Regions from separate parts of the Homo sapiens genome. Here region 2 is linked to region 1. A link is an interaction called in ENCODE POLR2A ChIA-PET data of the cell type or tissue named here. Cell type or tissue: MCF 10A. All regions are shown on one strand. Region 1 overlaps LINC01942 (long intergenic non-protein coding RNA 1942). Region 2 overlaps CPEB4 (cytoplasmic polyadenylation element binding protein 4).

Evidence for each region. ChIA-PET counts read pairs that join two places held together with the same protein. Peaks named below come from ENCODE experiments on the same cell type or tissue, not always from the same donor. Only the 100,000 strongest peaks of a DNase experiment are listed, where the experiment ranks them.
Region 2: POLR2A ChIA-PET joins it to region 1 with 11 read pairs; 5 of 35 experiments call an interaction of 5 or more read pairs at or near these places.

The regions. Positions count from the first base shown.
Region 1 is chr5:173,705,603-173,709,602 of GRCh38, reverse strand. It overlaps LINC01942 (long intergenic non-protein coding RNA 1942), which reads right to left. Exons shown (of 3, transcript NR_146727.1): 3 at 3,754-4,000. LINC01484 (long intergenic non-protein coding RNA 1484) reads left to right here. Exons shown (of 3, transcript NR_108027.1): 3 at 1,728-2,004. LOC107984118 (a long non-coding RNA gene) reads left to right here. Exons shown (of 2, transcript XR_007059059.1): 2 at 1-1,530. Among named protein-coding and RNA genes, the nearest start is that of LINC01942, 18 kb to the right of the region's middle. RefSeq lists an enhancer at 1,878-2,378. In MCF 10A, no CTCF peak of the experiment used is centred here; a DNase peak (open chromatin) is centred at 1,972.
Region 2 is chr5:173,891,112-173,895,111 of GRCh38, reverse strand. All of the region lies in intron 1 of CPEB4 (cytoplasmic polyadenylation element binding protein 4), which reads right to left. Among named protein-coding and RNA genes, the nearest start is that of CPEB4, 4.8 kb to the right of the region's middle. RefSeq lists enhancers at 846-965, 976-1,095, 3,991-4,000. In MCF 10A, no CTCF peak of the experiment used is centred here; a DNase peak (open chromatin) is centred at 2,081.

The DNA.
Region 1 (4,000 bases):
GGCACTTAGAATACATAGATGAGCAAAACAGGCAAAACCTTTCCCTCAGGGCGTTACCATTTGAGTGCCACCATGCCACGGCTGGTACAGTTGCTATTGAGACAAACAAAATAAGACCCAGTTTTTGCCTTTGGGGAGTAGGTAGTCTAGTGGAGGAGGCACATACACAGAAAATTCCAAAGTACTGTGGAAATCTCAGGGTACTTTGATAGGGATTACCAGAGGAGCTGTGAGAATAAAGGCTGGATATCAGGGAAGGCTTCCTGGAAGAGGTGTTGCCTGAAATGAGCCTGGAAGGATCACTTAGGGACAGAAAAGTCATTCCGTGTAGAATTCATGGTGAGTGACAGAGCCTAAACCCAGTCTCTTTTGCATGCTGAGCACTGAGACCCAGACGCTGGTGCTCAGACCTGATGACTTATTTTCCCAGGTACAGCTTGAGCAAAGACACAGAAGCAGAAGGCAGGTTTTTGGTTCCATGAACTCTACATCTGGCTACATACAAATGGTGAAGAGGAACAGGGAGAAACATGGTTGAAAAGAACAGGCTTGGACTTCAGGAAGCAGTAAAATGAGCGAATGCCATTTATGGTTACAAAGATAACTCAGCTGGGGGCCAAACAGAGACTGAAATGGAGTGGGTGAGGATGGAGGCCGGGAGGAGATGGCTGCAGAGGTCCCAGCAATGACAGTGGTTGTGGGAAGGGGCAACCCCAAGTCTTGTGCTCCCAACTGCAAATCCAGTGCTTTTTCTAAAAAAATATTTAAATAATTTATTTATTTTTGAGATGGAGTCTCGCTCTGTCACCCAGGCTGGAGTGCAGTGACACAATGTCGGCTCGTGCAACCTCTGCCCCCCGGGTTCAAGCGATTCTCCTGCCTCAGCCTCCCAAGTAGCTGGGATTACAGACGCACGCCTCCACGCCTGGCTAATTTTTTATATTTTTGGTAGAGATGGGGTTTCACCATGTTGCCCAGGCTGGTCTCGAACTCCTGACTTCAAGTGATCCACCCACCTCGGCCTCCCAAAGTACTAGGATGACAGGCGTGAGCCACTGTGCCCAGCCTTATTTTTTTTTTTAATTTATATTTTCAGAGGCAAACGATCCTTGCTCATTAAAAAAAGGAAATAGAAATTCAAAACAAAAATGCCTGTATCTGATGGGAAAGATGAGCCCAATGTTCTTTTTTAAAAAACCTTTATTATGAAATATTTCAACTGAACATATGCAGTTTATATTGTTATAAAGCATAACAAGCAATCAAACAGCTGTGAACCCACCACTCCATGTCAGAACTAGAACTTCCCAAAGCAGTCGGAGCTGAGGTGAGATCCACTCTGATGCCCTTCCCCAACTCCACGCCACCCCCCAAGACCTGACCACCTGATTACTCTGGGATTTCATTTTTGTCTCGTTCCCTTGCTTTGCTTTATGTCTTTACCAAATGTGAATGTGTGCCTAAACAATACAGTGCTCGATTTGCTTGTGTTTAAGCTTTATTACAAATATAACTTTGATCCTTCTGCTACTTGCAATTCTAAATTTGATATTACGAGTCTCAGCCTCATCGGCGTTGATGCGTGTGACCGACATTGATTCACTCTCACCAGTACGTGGTGTGTTCCGTTGCATGCATGCACCCCTGCTGGGGTATCCATTCTCCTGTTGGTGGACCTTTGGGTGGTATTAGTTGCTGGTCATCTCCATGGTGCTGTCCTCTTGCAGGTCTCCAGGACACATGTGCATGAGTTCCTCTAGGAAACCACGGTGTACAACTGCTGGGTTGCAGGCCCAGGGTTCTTTCCACTTCTCTATCCTCCCAAGTAGGGTCCAGCTGGCCTTAGTGCTGCCATGCTGAGAGCTCTGGGAGGGGCAACCCAGGGCAGACAGGCCCAGGCCAGCCACCCTGCCCCAGGCATTTCCCAGGACTCATCAGGCACCCAGCGGCCCCTCAGCAGTGAGCAATACCAGAAATCTGCCAGCTGGCTACTAACTGGGTCACAAGAGAGTACTGCTGTCTCACTCAGGGTGCGTTCCATTTCCTTCAGCACTTGCGCCAAGTAAGGCTGTGTTCACAGGCCACAAGACCCAAGGGAGATGGAAATCAGCTCACAGATGCTGAGCTGACTGCACACCAGGCAGTGTGCAAAGCACCTTACACATATAACTCACTTAATCCTCATCCCTGACTGCACGAGGTGGGCACTATTATTAACCCCACTTTACAGATAAGAAACTGAGGCGCAGGAAGTTGAAAATTTTGCCCAGACCAACACGTACAACTTCAAATCCAGACAGCCTGGCCGCTCTGCTCCTACTACTCTGCTACCCCATCTCTCAAGAGGGGAAAAGGACTAGCTCCTTGCCCAATCCTGAGGTTGTCAGCATTCTTTTACTGGCAAGGAAAACAAATGGAACTTCAATGAATATATGTAGAAAGAAAGACTTATTAGCTGACAAAAATCAATAGAGAAAAGACAGGTTAGAAGCAGATCTCAGGGCCCACTGGGTCCAGGGAGGCGAAAGCGCCCCTCCTTCTCCGTCTTCCTCCTCCACGTCTCTCTTTGTGCTGTTTTCATTCTTTCCTATTGCAAAAGGGCCTCCTCCCCTGGGCAGGTAGGTGGCTGCCTGCAACTCTCACCTCACCTTCTCACAGATCTGCCTATTTCTATTTTAAAATACAAACAAACCAAAAGCCAGAGAAGGTTCCTGACAGGCCCAGGAAAGGATGTGATTAGCTTAGTCTGGGCCACCTGCCCATTTTTTATGGACTAAATGTTTGTGTGTCTCCAAATTGGTATGTGGAAGCCCTACCCCCAGTGTGACAGTATTAGGAAGTGGGGCCTCTGAAAGGTCATTAGGTTTCAATGAGGTCATGAGGGTGGGGGGATCCATGATGGAATTAGTGCCGTTATAAGAAAAGGAAGAGACACCAGAGTTTTCTCTCCACCATGTGAGGTTACAGCAAGAAGGCAGCTGTCTGCAAGCCTGAAGAGAGCCCTTACCAGGAGCCAAATCTGCCAGCACCCTGATCTTGGACTTCCAGAACTGTGAGAAATAAATTCCTGTTCCTGAAGCCACTCAGTCCGTGGGATTCTATTAGCAGTCGGGACTGACTTGGACACTGTTCCTGGAGCAACGCTAGTGGCCTGGGGAAGCTGGGCCCTGGGACTGGTGCAGGGAGGGCCACAGTCCCAGCCTATAGCAGCTGAAGCTGCATTTGTCCCCAGGAAGAGGACATCACAGACACAACCCCAGAGGCAGTGGGAGGGGGCATGATTGATTGGGAGCAAGGCAACAGTCTAACAGGGCCCATCTGTGCCCAGGAGTGGGAGAAGCTCCTGGCCATGAAGAGAGCCCTCACCAGAGGCCAAACCTACTAGGACCTTGATCTTGGACTTCCAGCCTCCTCCCTGGAAACACGTGACAGCACATATGGGTGGTCTCCCTTCTTGAGCGAGGCCTGAGTCTTCACCCAGGATCCAACTAGACTGAAAAGAACTGTCTCCCTAACAGCACTCCATCAGCATTCAGAGAAAAGAGATTTCCACCTGGTGTTTTTAACCAACACAACCTCCTTCTACACCCTAACCCATAGAGGGCCCTGGGACCAGTATAAGAAGTGTGGGTGTTAAGCTGGGACTGCTAGAAGGAGCAGCAGCCCCATGGGAGCAGGGCAGGAGGGTCCCCTCTTGACCTGCTGACTGCAAACACTGCAGCCGGAGAGACACTCACTCAGGCCACGGTGGGGAGGCCCAGGGGAGGCACGTGTCCTCATTCTGCTAAGGCGATAGGGCTCGGGCACAGGACAGGCGATTTGACATCAGAAAATCCTGCAGGGGCTGGCCTGGCCTCTAGATGCACGTCCTCCCCTTCAGACCCACCCCACACTCACCCAGCCCTGGGCTCCGGCCACTCCATGGAGCCCGTGGCAAAGGCCTGATGTGTCCTCAGTGAATCCAGGTCAGAGAGCGGTCGAGCAGCAACTTGGGGAGCCA
Region 2 (4,000 bases), 190 kb before region 1:
ACAATAAAACCAAATGTCACAGGGCTGAGAAATCCCACATAGGAAGTGAAATAACATATTTGAAAGCACCTAGCCCAGTGCCTGGTATATAACATGTGCTCAAAATTTAAAACAAAAGCATTGACCAAAATATTATCTAAGTTTAACATTTAAAGTTGATAAACAAGTATACTCAATTATTTTCCCCTTTCAATACTCTATCTACAATCAGCCTTTGATCATCATGTATCACTGTAAAATTTTTTCCTCTCATCTTACATGCGTCTGGGAGGCACTCTCCCTTCCAGCCCCACCTGCACCCACTATCCCCCTGCCATATTATCATTATGTGAAGAGGCACTGTAGTATAATGATTAAGAGCCAAATCTTGTCTGTGAATAAAAATAATAATAATTTCTGCTTCATAGGATTGTTGAGTGAATTAAATGAATCAATACATGTAAAACATTTAGAACACAGGAGGCATGTTAGATTTTTTTTTTTTTTTTTTTGAGTCGGAGTCTCACTCTGTCCCCCAGGCTAGGGTGCAGTGGCATGATCTCAGCTCACTGCAACCTCCACCTCCTGGGATCAAGCGATTCTCCTGCCTCAGCCTCTGGAGTAGCTGGGATTACAGGCACCCACCACCACGCCCAGCTAATTTTTGTATTTTTAGTAGAGACAGGGTTTCACCATGTTGGCCAAGCTGGTCTTGAACTCTTGACCTCAAGTGATCCGCCCACTTCAGCCTCCCAAAGTGCTGGGATTACAGGCGTCAGCTACCGCACCCCGCCACATGTTAGCTATTATTATATGCATATTACTTTAGCTGTGTCTAAAAACAGGATTTCAGTCAGGCACGGTGGCTCACACCTGCAATCTCAGCACTGCGAGTGGATTATTTGAGCCCAGGAGTTTGAAACCAGCCTGGACAACATGGTGAAACCCTGTCTCTACAAAAAAATACAAAAATTAGCCGGGCATAGTAGTATGTGCCTGTAGTCCCAGCTACTGGGGAAGCTGAGGCAGGAGGATCTCTTGAGCCCAGGGAGGTCAAGGCTGCAGTGAGCTGTGATTATGCCACTGCACTCCAGCCTGAGTGACAAAGCGAGACCCTGTCTTAAAAGAAACAAACAAACAAAATCAGGATTTGAGTGATGCCCTCTGAATTCATGTAATGAAGCTTTAAGCTAAGCAAAAATAACTTAGAAACACCTTTTAATATACAAAAATCCTCCAAATAAAATGTCTTCCCCTATCAGTTATTGGGGGGGAGGATTATGAATTTAAAAGGTTATTAATTTTAATTCATTATATGTACCCAAACCTGAGTAAACAAACGTAAAAATCATTCTGGTTCATTTCAAATTAAAATAAACATTGCCTAATATCAGTTACACTTCAGGTAAATTATTTCCTTTCAATATAACAATAACGTGCTGGCCTTTGATTGAATACCATTATTATAATGTACCCATGTAAGCACTATCCTTAATGTCTGTGGTAAGTTTCAAGATCTCTCTATCACGCCTAAGGAATTCTTTTTATTCTTTTTTTTTCCCCTGTGAGAAATATTGCAGAAGAAAGGAATTATTTTAATAGTAATTAAATTGAAGTGCTAATATCTATAAAATTTCTTTCCTAAAATTAATAGTGTTTAAGTTATAAATTATTTTTTTTTGAGACGGGGGTCTCACTATGTTGCCCAAGTTGGTCCCAAACTCCTGGGCTCATGCAATCCTTCTGCCTCAGCCTCCCAAGTAGCTGGGATTACAGGCACGTGCCTGCAAGTTATAAATTTAAATAAGACAAATTTAACCAAGTTACTTATACCAACTTAAAATGATACTTTTTCTCAAAAATAACTAATTCACAAGAATTATTGGTTTTTAAAAAGCAAAAAGAACTGTATCCATTTAAGTAAGAATCACAGTGGTCAGTTTACTTACTTCTTTAGACTTTTTCAAAACCCAATTAGGAGTTTCTTGTCATAGAGATTTTTTTCAAATCATTTATTTCTCTTGTGACTTTCAAATCACCCCACTGCTAGCTCTCTCCTCATACATGTGTGCGTGTGCTCTCTCTCTCTCTCTCTCACACACACACACACACACACACACACACACACACACACAGAGCTACAAATGGTGGGGATGAGGAGCAGAATTAACAATTTACTTTTGAATCTTACCATATTTGAAAGTCAGGTACACTGACCATCCTTTTCCCATAATCAATATAAAAGACAGCAGTTCTAAGGGAAGAGTTAGTTTCTAACAATATATTTTAGTATCAATCTTAGTCTAACTATTATTTCATAAATCAACTTAATCTCCAAAGAAACTGTTCAAAAAGATTTCACACATAACACACACTCTATTAGCCCAATAGGAAAAAATATTAATGTGCATATATGTATATTTTATTCATTGTCTGAACTTTTCATTTTTCCTAAAGCAATCTTAACAAAAGTCAGTAAGCTGAGAATGGGAACCAAACTGTGAGGCCACATAAATTCACTGTGTCAGCATATAGTAGCAAAATAAGAAAAAAAGGTGTATTTAGTTCTGAGCCAAATCTTAATCCAGTTAAAATGTACTGAATGTTAACTTACAATTTTTAAATTAGCAATATAAGAATAATTCATAAAACTTATCTTTGCATTAAATTTTCTTTAAATTTATGTTCAAAGGAATATCAAAGGCAACTTTTTAAAAATAGACTTCATGGGATTGTCAATGTCTTAAACAGCCTTTTTACTTGACCACTAAAGCACAGTAATTGATCTTTGGTTTTAACAACTGAAACCCTTTAAAGCAAATGCCAACAGCTTTTTGATAGGCAAAAAAAAAAAAAAATCGTTTTTAGAAGTCGAAAACTAAATATACCCACATATTTTAAGATGCACTGCACCTGAATCCTTAGGAAAGGAATGACATAGGGTTCTCTTAGCAAACTTCCCCTCCCTCTCAGTCAATTACTAATTAAAACAGATAATTCTGCTAGGGCTAACATCGTATTTGGGAACAGTGCAATGATTCTATAATCTGTTTCAGCCTTTGCAGAAATATTTCTAAAGTAACCCTCTAGCTGTAGCACATGTGTACGTGCACACATGTATGTATACATATTTTCAATCCTTGGGTTTGTTTTTTTTTTTAACTTAGAATTTGTACTCTGACCAGCTGTGTACCCTTGGCTAAGTTATTATATATTTCTCATATTCAATTTCTGCATCTGTAAAATGGGGATAATAACAGAACTCATCTTGTGAGGTTGTTGGGAAAACTAGATTCAATGCTAGATTCTTACCCCTTATAAATTTCCTAAACACATATAATCATACCCTCAAAGTATATACATTTAGTGGAGCATCTGACGTTCAACCACCTATGAAATTCCCTTTATCTAGTTCATATCAACCTAACTTGCTGCTCATTAATTCAAAAACATCAATGACTCTTGCCAGAATAAAGATATTCTGGTAGCAAGAAAGACAAATGATCTTTGCCTGGATCTATTTTTAGGAATGGTTTAATTATCTACATCTTCAATGTTAACATTGGAAAATAAACAAACGGGTGAAAGGCATAAAGAGTCACTCTGAGATGAACAGTTTCACAGTGTTCAAAAATAAATGGGGATGAAGAAAACATTTAGATCATTTCTCTCACTAGATAGTCCTTACTGATGAAAGGTAGGCCAAAATTTGCAGAGGTTTAAGAGGAATTGCCAAGTCCATCAATTCAGGCTGTTCAGACCTACAAGGTTCAGAGAGTTTCCAGGTTTAAAATGCAACCAACCAGTGAGAAAACTGTAATTCAATAGCTGGTTTTCAGTGAATCACTACCTTATAGTGTCAAAAGAAATTTGTTTAGTTATATAGTTACTTCAGAAAACATTCAATAGTTTCTGCAATGAAATATATTTATATCTATATATTATTTATTCTCATCTAAATAGGGAAAAAACTGACCCTGATTCTCATGTCAGGCAAGAAAGGTATTATAGTTAATAATTA